Linked DNA regions of Homo sapiens: region 1 is linked to region 2. Evidence: read pairs that join two places in POLR2A ChIA-PET (ENCODE). Cell type or tissue: GM12878. All regions are shown on one strand. Links, peaks and the distances in the headings refer to the core of each region. The heading gives the core; the rest is flanking DNA.

The links. ChIA-PET counts read pairs that join two places held together with the same protein. Peaks named below come from ENCODE experiments on the same cell type or tissue, not always from the same donor. Only the 100,000 strongest peaks of a DNase experiment are listed, where the experiment ranks them.
Region 1: POLR2A ChIA-PET joins it to region 2 with 5 read pairs; 8 of 35 experiments call an interaction of 5 or more read pairs at or near these places.

Annotation. Positions count from the first base shown.
Region 1 is chr5:124,754,552-124,759,799 of GRCh38, reverse strand. No RefSeq gene overlaps it. Among named protein-coding and RNA genes, the nearest start is that of ZNF608, 11 kb to the right of the region's middle. In GM12878, for the core only: no CTCF peak of the experiment used is centred there; no DNase peak of the experiment used is centred there.
Region 2 is chr5:124,898,964-124,907,554 of GRCh38, reverse strand. No RefSeq gene overlaps it. Among named protein-coding and RNA genes, the nearest start is that of ZNF608, 160 kb to the right of the region's middle. RefSeq lists an enhancer at 464-1,248. In GM12878, for the core only: no CTCF peak of the experiment used is centred there; a DNase peak (open chromatin) is centred at 5,024; H3K4me3 peaks cover 406 bases; H3K27ac peaks cover 1,312 bases.

The DNA of each region.
Region 1 (5,248 bases), core at 1,661-4,160, 150 kb after region 2:
AATTGTGTGTTTCATTTTTACAACTCTATTTCTTTGAATAAGACAGAAAACATGTACTGAAGAAATCTAAACTACCAAATTTTTTCTTTATTTTAAAGAAAATGAATGAGCCAGATGTGGTGACTCATGCCTGCAAATCCCAGCACTTTGGGAGGCCCAGGCGGGCGGATCACAAGGTCAGGAGTTTGAGACCAGCCTGACCGACATGGTGAAACCCTGTCTCTACTAAAAATACAAAAATTAGCTGGGCATGGTGGCACACACCTGTAATCCCAGCTACTCAGAAGGCTGAGGCAGGAGGATTGCTTGAACTCGGGAGGCGGAGGTTGCAGTGAGCTGAGATTCCGCCATGGCACTCCAGCTTGGGTGAAAGAGCGAAACTCTGTCTCAAAAAAAAAAAAAAAAGTTTGTGCAAGGAAGTTATAAACTGTTCAACTGAGTCTCCTAGACACATGTTGAAAATATAAATAGCGGCTAGGCGCGGTGGCCTACGCCTGTAATCCCAGTACTTTGGGAGGCTGAGATGGGTGGATCACTTGAGGTCAGGAGTTCGTGACCAGCCTGGCCAACATAGTGAAACCTCTTCTCTACTAAAAATACAAAAATTAACCATGCGTAGCAGTGCATGCCTGTAATCCCAGCTACTTGGGATACTGAGGCAGGAGAATCGCTTGAACCCAGGAGGCGGAGGTGGCAGTGAGCCGAGATAGCGCCATTGCACTCCAGCCTGGGTGACAGAGCCAGACTCCGTCTCAAGAAAAAAAGAAAATATAAATAGCACGTTACAGATTTTCAACGTATATGGCCTTGCAAGTAAATTGGACTCAAAACAAACAAACAAAAACCTGTGTAAACAAAGGGTAGGCTACAGGTGTAATCTGCTGCTTGTTTGTATATACAGTAAAGTCATTTTACCCTGTTGGATTAATGCAAAAACTGTTCTAAATCCAAGGGATAAATTGTGTTTCTGAATAGCTCCTTCCTTCTCCAAGGCACGGTAGCTTTTTGTTTGTTTGTTTGTTTGAGACAGGGTCTTGCTCTTTTGCCCAGATTGGAGTACAGTGGCATAGCTCACCGTAATGAGCCTTGAACTCCTGGGCTCAAGTGATCCTCCTGCCTCAGTCTCTCAAGTAGCTGGGACTACAGGCATGTGTCACCACATTCACCTAATTTTTGAAATTTTTTGTAGAGACACGGTCTTGTTATATTGCCCAGTCTGGTCTCGAACTCCTGGCCTCAAGCAATCCTCTCGCCTTGGCCCCCCAAAGTGTTGGGATTATAGGAATGAGCCTTTCAACTGGCCCCAGTTTTTAACATAGAAATTTTCAAAAGTGTGTGTGCGTATGTAAGCGCATGTATTACATAAAGAATATTATGATCCCAGGGGGGCACGGTGGCTCACGCCTGTAATCCCAGCACTTTGGGAGGCCGAGGCGGGCGGATCACGAGGTCAGGAGATTAAGACCATCCTGGCCAACACGGTGAAACCCCATCTCTACTAAAAAATACAAAAAAAAACAAACAAAAAAAAAAAACAAAAAGCTGGGCGTGGTGGCGGGTGCCTGTAGTCCCAGCTACTCAGGAGGCTGAGGCAGGAGAATGGCGTGAACTCGGGAGGCAGAGCTTACAGTGAGCCGAGATCGTACCTCTGCACTCCAGCCTGGGCGACAGAGCAAGACTCCGTTCCAAAAAAAAAAAAAAAAAACAAAAACAAAAACAAAAACGAATATTATGATCCCTATCAACAAACCACCAGTCCCAATAATGGCCAGCTTTATGTCATTTTTTAACCTCACTCTGCCACCTATTGTGGTAAGACTTTTCCTTGGTTCAGCTAACAACAGGGTCCTTTTCCGTCCCACGGCCATGAAAATTTAGGTTCCCAGATGGTTTGAAGGGTGAGTGAAGCAGGGTTTTATTGGGTGAAAAGGAAGAAAAGGGGGAAACAAGGACTCTGGCAGATAGAGTGCTGCTCACCAGCAGCTTGGATCCCAGGTTCCACACAGGAAAAGGTAAGGCAAGGTTCCTCCCTGCTGCAAATGTCCTGAACTTCACGTTGGTGAGGCTCCATCTCATTGGGCAGGCTGGTTGGAGTTTCTCCAGGGACCCCCTCCCACCTGGCTGCCTCACTATTATGGGAATATTTCTTAAATGTTTAAAATTTTTCTCAGATCCAAAGATGTGACCAAAAACTTTTTTTTTCAATTAAGTGATAAGAAGAAAATTGATTTTTAAAAAATATCCTGAGTATAAGGACCAGAAGTGATACAATTTCTCGCAGAATTTGCATGTATCTGATCAAATGTGCCATATCTTCAGTTTGGCATAGAGTTGTTCTATGTTGGAAAAAAGTTAGCACATTGCTTGTTAACTGCATTTCTTTCAGGAAAAGAAGTCCTTGGTCACCTGTTAATGTTCCTGCACTCAACAAAAAGAATGGCAATGTTGTCTGGAGTTTTGTTCTTTTATAATAGTCCTGGTGCAGTGGTTAAGCATACAGGCTTCCTATATTAAATCTTGGCTGGACCAAGATTTGGCTGGAAAATTTAGACAAATTACATGATTTCTGTGTCTCAGTTTCCTCATTCTGATGCTAATACTACTTATTTCACTTGCCTGCTATGAAGATTAAATAAATTAATACATATAAATAATTAAGAAGACTTTTTGGAACATAGTAAATCACACATGTATTTCCTACTATTATTCACTTGAATTACAAACCTATTTCAGGCTGGGCGTGGTGGCTCATGCTTATAATCCCAGCATTTTGGGAGGCCGAGGCAAGAGGATCCCTTGAGCCCAGCAGTTTGAGACCAGCCTGGGCAACATAGGAGACACCCTTCTTTACAAATATAAAGAAACTAGCTGGCTGTGGTGGTGCATGCCTGTGGTCCCAGCTACTCAGGAGGCTGAGGTAGGATTGCTTGAGCCCAGGAGGTTGAGGCTGCAGTGAGCTTCGATCATGCCTCTGCAATCCAGCCTGGGTGACAGAGTGAGATTCTGTCTCCAAAAATACAAAACAAAACAAAACAAAACAAAAAACCCCGACAACAACAACAACAACAACAAGCTTGAAAGAGTTGTGCATCCTTAATACACTATAGGAGTGTTAACTTCCTTTTTTTTTTTTTTTGAGACAGAGTCTCGCTTTGTTGTCCAGACTGGAGTTCTGGAGTGCAGTGGCATGATCTTGGCTCACTGCAACCTCTGCCTCCCAGGTTCAAGTGATTCCCCTGCCTCAGACTCCTGAGTAGCTGGGATTACAGGCAGCTGCCATAATGCCCAGCTAATTTTTGTATTTTTAGTAGAGACGGGGTTTCACCGTGTTGGCCAGGCTGGTCTCGAACTCCTAACCCCAAGCGATCCACCTGCCTCGGCCTCCCAAACTGCTGGGATTACAGGCGTATGCCACAGCACCCGGCCAAGAGTGTTAATGTTTAAAACATCTTTTAAAATTACAAATAAAAGGCAATGTTTTAATTATGAAAAAATACATTGTCTCCTTTACCTGAAAGATTACTTTTCAGTATTAAAGGTTTTTTAATTTAATGTTTTGACTTGTAAATATCTCAATAAAATTCTTTTTGGGAGACATTATGTTTAGAATTATAAAAATTAAAGCATATGTTTGTTCATTTAACTTTCATGGGACCCCTCTAAAATCCAAAGACACATCATTAAAACCCAAATAAACAGAAAACATTAAAATATGGTTAGAAAACATGTTCTCGTATATTCAACTCTATTCTTAACAGATCATTACATTTTAAAGGTGTTTGCAAGAAAATACAAGGTGCTTCCTTAAATGATTTTAAGAATCTTAAAAAAGAGGACAGAAGGACAGAAAGGAAAAGAAAGGAAAATAAAAGATGATTAAAATATTCATAGTAGAAAAAGGTCCACAGAGCAGTCTGGCAGGCAATGCATGTGATGAGCTGTAGAAACCTTAAACATCCTGGACCAGAAGTCAGCCAATCAGGGGGCTGAGAACCACATTTCCATAATGATGATTGGCTGGTGGACTGGAGGCACCGCTGAGCTGTGAGGAAGGGGAGGAAAGGCTCTGCTGAGAAAATAGCAAAACAACTTTCTGGCTTTCTGTTGTTTATTGCATATTCTCCAAATGATTGTAGTGATTCATTCTTTAGGAAAGCTTGTTTTGAAAACAAAAGAGGCACAGTTGTTCACAACAAAAGTGATATTCAACAGCCAAAGGAGCCGAGTATAACGGAACTCTTTTATTCTTCTTTAAAATAAACTTTGGTCTCCTGATTTCATCTAACCAAATATGTTAAGACTTCCCAGGTGATGCATAAGGGTTGGATTTAAATATTAAAATTAGGCAGGGGTTACTGTTTCTGATAAGTATCACTGCTTTGTTCTTCTGTCAGCTTTAGAAAATGTGCACAAATAGAATATATTTTTATAAAATGTGAAAAAAATCCTTAAATTCTAGCATCAAAAGTATATTTAGTGCTTTCACACTTGAGGGAATTATGCCACTCTCCAAAAAGAAACTAATTTAGGCATTTTGTTTTCCTGCAGTCATATATGTGTGAAAGTTGGAGATACATGTATCAATGTGTTTGGTATTGCTCTCAATTTTTACACATATGTAAAAATCTACTGTCATGAAGTCATAAGGATTTTAAAAATGACAAAAGAAGAAGCAGAGAAATGGAGGCAAAGGAGAAAGATGGAGTGGAACGTAATGGCTGGATCCTGCTGCCTCTTGATCTTCCTGTGCTTGATCGTATTGCATTTTGTTGTAATTGTTTTGAATTCAAATAGAGCAGTGACAACATTTCACCTACAAGTTTTTAAATTTAGTTTTACAAACACTGTATCTACGGGCCATCTATCTGGAAATGAGAATAACTCTATAATGCAGATTAAGCAGAAGTATTTTGCAGTCTCTCCCAGTGACTATTCCTTGGCTAGCTAACAGACCAGCCATTCAGAAGCAATTTTCTTCAGGCTGAAATTATGTGCTGACCTTAGCAGATCACTTCCCATAATAACCCTTCCCCCACCCAATGCTAAATACAATCTGTCTCCTACTCACTGTAATAACGTGCAAATGACTGTAATTTTACAGACAAGAAACAGCCGAAAGTGAAACGTGTCTAAACAGAGGTCGATTTGAAAAATCAGGGCTATTACCTAAATCTGTAAAATACATATTGTAATAAAACCAGCAACAGAAATCTCCAATAAGTAGTTCTTTTTTTTTTTTTTTTTTTTA
Region 2 (8,591 bases), core at 3,781-6,280:
AGCTGGTTTATTTTTTTATTTATTTATTTTCATTTATTTTCACGACAGGGTCTCCCTCTGTTGCCCAGGCTGGAGTGCAGCGGCGTGTTCACACCTCACTGTAGCCTCCCACGCTCAAGAGATTCTCCCACCTCAGCCTTCCTAGTACCTGGGACTACAGGTGCCCGCCGCCAAGCCTGGCTAATTTTTGTATTTTTTAATACAGACGGGTTTCACCGTGTTGCTCAGGCTGGTCTCGAACTCCTGAGCTCAGGGATCTGCCCGCCTAGGCCTCCCCAAGTGCTGGGATTACAGACATGAGCCACTGAGCCTGGCCAACAGGCCAGTTTAAATGACTGAGTCACAAATGTTACTACACAGTTGCAATTTGGGAAAATTATTAAATTGGGCAACTTCATGGTAGAGATCCCAGGTATTCTATCCCAACCCCAGCAGTAACTTTCCGTAAAAACCAGCACAGGTTTCAGCAGACAGAACTTTGGCCAGCTCTGTATTTTGCCTCTGCCTAAAAATACTACCATTAAAGCATTTTCACATTTGTGCCACTGTGCATGTTTTGGCTTCAGGTGCCTACTTTGCCCTGTTGGTCCAGTGCTAGCCCTGAGGCTTAGGTTTCTGGCAAATCTATTGCACCAGAAGAGAACAGTCTGAAAATAGAAACATGGACTGTTTTGTCGCCATTGAATGGAAAGGCTAATAATAGCATTGCTTCATTGTTTGGCACTGACTCAAGGCTACCACAGCCAAGGAGCAGCGCGCCCTGCTGCAGTAACCAAATCATAAAGTTTCTCCAGGGAATGGTGCAGCTTTTCAGAACATGTTTTATATTCTGGGATTGCTCAGGAAGGAACTAGTTCAGAAGCCGTTTTGACATAAGTGTGGTTTGTTTCCAATTTAAAGGGAGGGGGAGGGGCTGGAGAGCCAAGCCAGGAGGTCAGTTGCAGAAGGGATGCAAAAATGTCGTTAAGGAGTTCCTGACAGGTGGTGATAGGGCTGTGGCAGTGCAGCCCGAGGCCTGGCAGGGAGTTTGTCCCTGTCAGGTTCTCAGTGTGCTCTCAGGGCTGCCTTCACACTCCTATTATGTTTATTTCTGTTGAACTTAAAGAGTGACCTTTTCAAAACTGCAGTGCATTGTTGACCCACATGCATTTTTGAGACCTAATTTTCCTGAATGCCTTCCTTGTTCCTGCATAAGAGAACTTTGTTAGAGAAAATGGGAAGAGGCTGAGGATAAAGAACACTGGAATGGAAATCTTTCAGGCATTGAATTCTGCCTGCTATTAATAATTTAGAAGTGTTTTTAATGCCCTGATATGGAAGGAAGGTTTTTTGACACCAAAGGCATCTAAATATTAATTTCAGAGGAATTGGTTGTTACAAGCAGTTAACATCCATTTTGTTAGTTGACCTCCCAAGGAAGGTTAATGCACTAAAATCTGGTCATTAAGTATAGTAACAAATGTTTTTTCAGGGAGGTTATTACTATCATAAACTCTAATCCATGGTTCACAGGCAGCAGCCTCTAGTGCAGTGCTCTGACTAATGAAGAATTAACTATTTCTGAGCAGTTAATAAAGATTTTTTTCCTCACCAATCAACATACTCTACATGATCCTTATAATTACTAAAAGCATTAAGCCCCTGGTATGAGTGCCCACATGTCAGACGGGAATTCTACTCTGAGTAAATGACAAATGGCAAACCTAATCCCATTTCACTTAATTTTTTCTAACATGTTCACTGAAATAAGAAATAATGGAATTCCTAAGTATTAGAAAAAGATGGTTCAGTCCAAAGCATTTGTTAAATGAGTATTGATGAGGTCTTTAGTCATATTTTATTGTGATGGAAGATTTTATACTCCAGTTCAGTTCTTGTTAGAATCAAGAAGTTAATTGGCTCCAAACAGGGGTTTTTACTTGCTTGTTTTGTTTTTCCTTTATTAAGAAGTGCACTCATCCACAACAACACAGGAGAGAAAGACTTGTGTGAGGAACACTAATATCTGCCTCATAACAATAAGAGGGAAAAGGTACAACCTAACCTTTCTAAAAAGCCTTGGGGCAGTGTTTTGCTTTTCAATGGAAAGGTCGTCCAGAATTAATTAAAGTCACTTTCCTGCTGAGGAGCAAGCATTTGACTTTACTTTGAAGGCTCAAAGAAAGTTGCTCATACTGATTTCTTAGAGACCCACATTTAAGACAGCATAGCCAAAGCAATTGGTCAGCCTTTAAAAAGTAACCTCCTTTTGGAGTCAAAAGTCTGAACAATTAATACACTGAAGACTTAGGTGCCTCTGAAGACACAGGCCAGAATTGGCAAGGCAAAACAAAAAGGGTAAGAACAGCTTACTTTTCCCTAAGAACTATTACCTCTCATTCAGGGAGGATCAGTCCTCACATTTACGTACACCATTTTCCTTCTTATTTTTAACTTAAGCTAAATCCTGTCGTTGGGACAGCTGCTCCCATTAAACAGAGAGGAGGAGGATAAAACCATACTTAGCAAAAATAAAAAGGATGTCATCTTATCGAAAAGAAAATGTATTTTGTAAAGGTTTGCATTACATAGGGAAAAAAAGGGGGTCAAATACACAGACAGTAACTCACCTTCTCAAAATATTCCTCTGCTGGAAGATTCTACACACTGTGCCTACCTAAATAAATAACCAGTAGGGTTGGCCACCTGCAGTGGCTCACGCCTGTAATCCCAGCACTTTGAGAGGCTAAGGCAGGCGGATCACTTGAGGTCACGAGTTCGAGACCAGCCTGGTCAACATGGCAAAACTCCGTCTCTACTAAAAACACAAAAATTAGCCAGGCGTGGTGGTTGCATGCCTATAATCCGAGCTACTCATGAGGCTGAGGCAGGAGAATTGCTTGAACCAGGGCGGCAAGGGGGAGGTTGCAGTGAGCTGAGATTGTGCCACTTTACTCCAGCCTGGGTGACAGAGCGAGAGTCCGTCTCAAATAAAATAAAATAAAAAACGAGCATGGTGGGGTGATCTATGCACATTATGATTTGTCTGAGAATCATTTGTTTGGCGCTTTGCTTGCTTGAAGATGACTCCATTAGTTTCCCACTTACGAGTGAAGGTTAGTGACTTAGTCTTCCTGAGCTTCAGTTTCCTCATCTATAAAATGATATTATAACATCTATTTTGTTGAATAGTTGTAAAAATTAGTGACAGCATAAACCTGGTATACCAAAAGGCTACAGACAAACTAGTATAAATTTGTTATTCACTATGTCCATTGCTTTGTGTATTTACCACATTTTATAAAAGCGACTAGAATCCTAGAATGCCCCACAAAAACCTTCTGGGCCTAAAATTGCAATCAAGTGGGTCATAATACATTAGCCTGACTTCTGAATACTAGAAGTTTGACAGAGCCCAGCTCATCCATCATGGACCCATCACTGGACACAAAACCTTCCCTGGTTGCCTCAGCCAGAAATAAACCTTCCAAACGTGGTGTTCTAATTTGCCTTGTACTTTTCCCATACAATTCTTCACACCCCGTCTTCGCTTAGAATTATTTGTAGACAGATCTTGGATCTGTATTCCCAGCACTTAGCACAGTGCCTCAAGCACCAGAACTAAAAAGGGGTTTGTGAATTTCACTGTCTTGTGGCAACTTTACAGCCTAACCCCACGTGGATGACTAAATGAATCAAAAAGTGAATGTATTTAGAGATTATCTGCTCTTTCTTTATTCTTCTGTGGTGAACCCTCTCTCCCACTTTTTTCTCCACTGGCTTCTAAACTGTGTCTCTTGAAGTTTGTCCGCCACCTCCCGCCCACATCATTTCCCCACAGTTGATCAGTTGACAGTAAAAAGACAGCAAGGAGGCTGATGTCTGGATGGCTGGATCATTTCTAAGCTGGGTATTTGCAGATCAGGGGTTTCCTGCACTTTGACAAGGATTTTTAAGCGAGTATGGTAAACAGAAAGTTGTAGATTGAGACTCTATAAAGGTGAATCAAAGTGTCTTTTGAAATCACTGGTTTCCCCATATCCCTATTGCCATATCCCTCATTATTCAGAGAAATTACAGAAAAGAGAGGTTAGCCTTCCAGGGTTACTAGTGATTTGCTGTGTTGACCTTTGACATGCTCTTTAATCTCTTAGGACTTTAGTATTTTCATCAATAATAATAACAACCTGTTCTAATTACATCACAGCCTTGCTAGGCAAATCATATGAGAGTAGTATATAAAAGATATACTACTATATTACTAGAACTAGATATTAAAAAAGGACTAGGTTAGCTTGTGTAAATAGCTTTTTAAATAATGAATGCTATGTGAATCAATATATTAATAATGAGAAAAATTAGATTTGCTTGAAAACAAAATGCTATTAAAAACAGGAAGAAGCCATGGGAAAAAAGTTTAATTTGTCATTATAACAGGTAAAGAATATTGCTATAGTCACCTTCATAATGCTCTGAGCTTCCTACCCTTACAGTGAACATTCAATACATTTGGAATAAAGAACACGTTTGAGATACACTATCAAATCAAAATGGTTTTCCTGGTTTGATCAGTGGTGGAAATCGAGGCTATTAATTTAATATCCACTCCTTCTCACCATGCACACTGGGTCATTATTTAACTGTGAGCAAATGGTCTAGGTGACTCTTAGCAAATCCTGAAAATATGTAATTTCCATTCCCACTACCAATTCCGATCAAGGCCATTCTGAAGTGCAGCAAATGAGTTTAAGTACAGGGTTGACACTGCACCGAGTACTGGCACTTTCTTGCTCCAGAGGAAGACAAATGTAAATGCTTGAAAAAACACAGTTGAGAGAATAATTGAAAATGCGTTCAATGTCTTCATCCTCTGAGAATATGTGTGTGCATGTGTGTATTTGTAGTTGCTCTTTCATAAAATGTGTATGTGTCTGTTTTGATTCTGAAGCTTCCCTCTGGTGTGGGTAGGTTTCACAGAGGGGTTCTGGCTTGTAAAGGTTAACCATGCAGAAATCAAGGCTTTGTGCATTTTTGCAAAGGTCACACTCATCAGCAGTTCCGGAAAGACTGCTGGGCAGGGCCATGGTAACCACCCCATGAGTGAACCATGGCTCTGGGTTTCATTTCCTTTAAGAACACCGCTACAGCCCCTGGTTGTGTCACCAAGAGATAAAGAGGCTGCTCAGTCACTTGAAATTCAATTTGTACATTACTCCAACCTAGCCCACCTCTTTCCTTCATGGTGTTTGGCAGCTGCTTGCTGGCACTCTGCATTTCAAATGCCTGAGCTGCAGGAAGCTGTTTAATAAGTGGGATAGGTTTTGATTAATGTAACAAGCTAAAAATAGACCATGATGTAATGCATATCTCAGCAGGAATCACAGAGCAAATTGGACGGTTTCAAAGGACCATGCTGCAGCAGAGAGTTTCTCTAAAGAAATATATTTATGTTTTTATAGCACCTTGAAGGGTCAAATTGTAGAATGAGTACATTTTGGACATGGAAGCTTGTCCTGTGGGTCTTTGAATAGCAATTATAGGTGACCACACAAGAAGCTCCAGAGAAAACTGGATATTTGACACTGACTCAGGTACACTAAGGGTCATCTATACTTCACCAAACACCCTGGTATTATTATTTTTAAAAACAGCAAAAGCGAATAGAAATGGTAGCAGTAAAATTCTGGCAGTATCTGTAAACTCAGTTATTTAAGTATTGCATTTAGTTTCGTCTAATGATCTAAAAGCCTCATGTAGTCCTATGTTTAAAGGCATTGATTTAAATTTCTCATTTCTTAGTGGATAAAATAATTAGAATTCATGTTGCTTGGTTTAAGAAAGACCAATGAAAAGAAAAGCAATAGACTTGTACGGCAAGATTCCCTTATATTTACTGAGAAATGGCACAATATGTAAATGAAATGTGGGATCACTTTTCTTAAGGGAGCAATAATTAAAGATTAAAAACAAAGTCTGGAATGTACTAAAAAGAAATGAAGGAAATAAATTCATTGTTTGTAATTGTTGTTTACTAAATCTATACATTGTAAGTTGCTAAAAATCACTTTGGATATTTAGTCAAAGTATGTGTGTCTGTGTATGTGTGTTGATGTGGTGTGGTGGGGGTAAGGGATGGGGGAAAATCTTCCCTTGCTATAAATGCAAATGAGTGTGTGGAAAAAATTATGTTTTTGTATTTTTCTCTACAAGTAATTTCACCTTCCCACTATGAGAATCTGTGTACTTTATAAATGGTCCCACACTCTGGTTACTGTAAAGATGTTGACTTGTTACCTTGCCAGTGAGGGAGAGCCAAAATTAACATTCTTAGGCTGTATGAGTAATATTTTTCCTAGAGAACTTGCCTATCTACTCAAAGTACTCATCTCATGGGATAGTCAATTAATACAACCAAGGTATAGATTCCATGAAAGTAAGTTAATGCCAAAAAGAGCAAAATTTGCCCAGCCAATGACCACAGTCCTAACCAAGCCATTCATTTTAAGAGTATCAACAATCAAATAAAATCCATCATCATTATTCCACGACAAACAACACAAATTGATTAAACTGTACTGTAGTGGGTTGAAAGGTGCCCTCCAAAAGTTATGTCCCTGGAGGGGATGGGGAAATGGGAAGCAGCTTTTCAGTGGGCATAAAGTTTCAGTTGTACAAAATGAATGAATTCTAGAGATCTGTTGCACATTATGCCCATAGTTAACAATATATTGTGCACTTAAAACTCTGTTAAGAGTGAAGTATTCTTACCACAATAAAAAATACATTTAAACGAATGTAAAGTTATGTGTCCTGGAACCTGTGAATGTGGCATTATTTGAAAAAAAGGGGTTTTGCAAATGTTAAATTAAGGACAAATGTTATTTGATTTAGGAATCACCATAATCCAGGATCCTAAATCAAATGATGTGTGCCCTTCAAAAAGAAGAGAAGAGAAGACACACACTCAAAGGAAATGTTGAGGTGAAGACTAGGGCGGAGGTTGGTATGATGTGCCGGTGGGCCAAGGGATGCCAGAGATGGCCCCAGCCACCAGAAACGAGGAGCATGGTGAGAGGCATGGGATGGATTCTCCTTCAAGGCCGCCAGAAGGAATGAACTCTATCAACTATTTAATTTTATTCTTCTAGCCTCCATAACTGTGAGGATAAATTTCTGTTGTTTTAAGTTGCCCAGTTGGTGCTAATTTGTTACAGTGGCCCTGGAAAACAAATACACACAACTGAGAGTATTATCTTTGTGTGCACAGAAGAGGAAAAAAACTACGTGAAAATGTGGATTGGTAATATGTTGCATGAGGGATATCTGCAAGTATCAACTTCTAAAAATATGTATTGTTTATTTTTGCACTATTTAATATATTTGAGACATCTTTTATTTATCTATTTTTGAGACAGTCTTGCTATGTCACCCAGGCTGGAGTGTGGTGGTGCAATCATGGTTTACTGCAACCTCTGCCTCCTGGGATCAAGCTATTCTCCTACCTCAGCCTCCAGAGTAGCTGGGAGTACAGACACGTGCCACCATGCCCCGCTAGTTTTTGTAATTTTGTAGATAAAAAGTTTCTCTACATTGTCCAGGATGGTCCCAAACTCCTGGGCTCAAGCGATCTGCCTGCTTTGGCCTTTCAAAATGCTGGGATTACAGATGTAAGCCACCATGCCAGGGCTGTTTGAGACATCTTACTATCAAAACAGAGATACATTAAGAACAAGGATGATTAACATAGAAGAATAAGACAAAAAGACAAAATAATAATAAAAAGGGATAGGGAGAAGTGAAAATTTACCTGAAAACTTCAGCTTGGGACAAACTAGAGAAGATGAGAAGAAAATTGTAGCAAGGAAAAAATAGGAAGCTGGGGTTACAATGATCTTAGTATCTAATAAAAGGAATATGGATTTCTTAGATAAATTTAGTAAAATTTACTTAAAAAGCAATAATTTAAATCAATAAGTGGTTTTATATAAAATTGAATTGATTTCACATATATAAAATCATTTGATTTGTATTGCCTATATATAAAAAATATATATTTTATATATAAATATATAAAAATTATATATTTATATATAAATATATAAAAATATATTATCTATAGAAATATATAAAATTTTATATATATAATATATATAAATATATATAAAATTTATATATGTAAATATATATAAAATATAATTATATAAATATATAAAATATAATTATATATAATATAATATATAATTATATATAATACATACATAAATATATAAAAATATAATTATATATAATATATAATATATATATAATTATTTAAACTATTTAATTTTATTTATTTAAAGTTATGTGTCCTGGAACCTGTGAATGTGGCATTATTTGAAAAAAAGGGGTTTTGCAAATGTTAAATTAAGGACAAGTGTTATTTGATTTAGGAATATAAATATATACATAAATATATATAATATATATATTACATATATATAAATATATATTATATATATTACATATATATAATATATATAATATATATAATATATTACATATATATAAATATATATAATATATATTACATATATATAATATATATAATATATATATTACATATATATAAATAT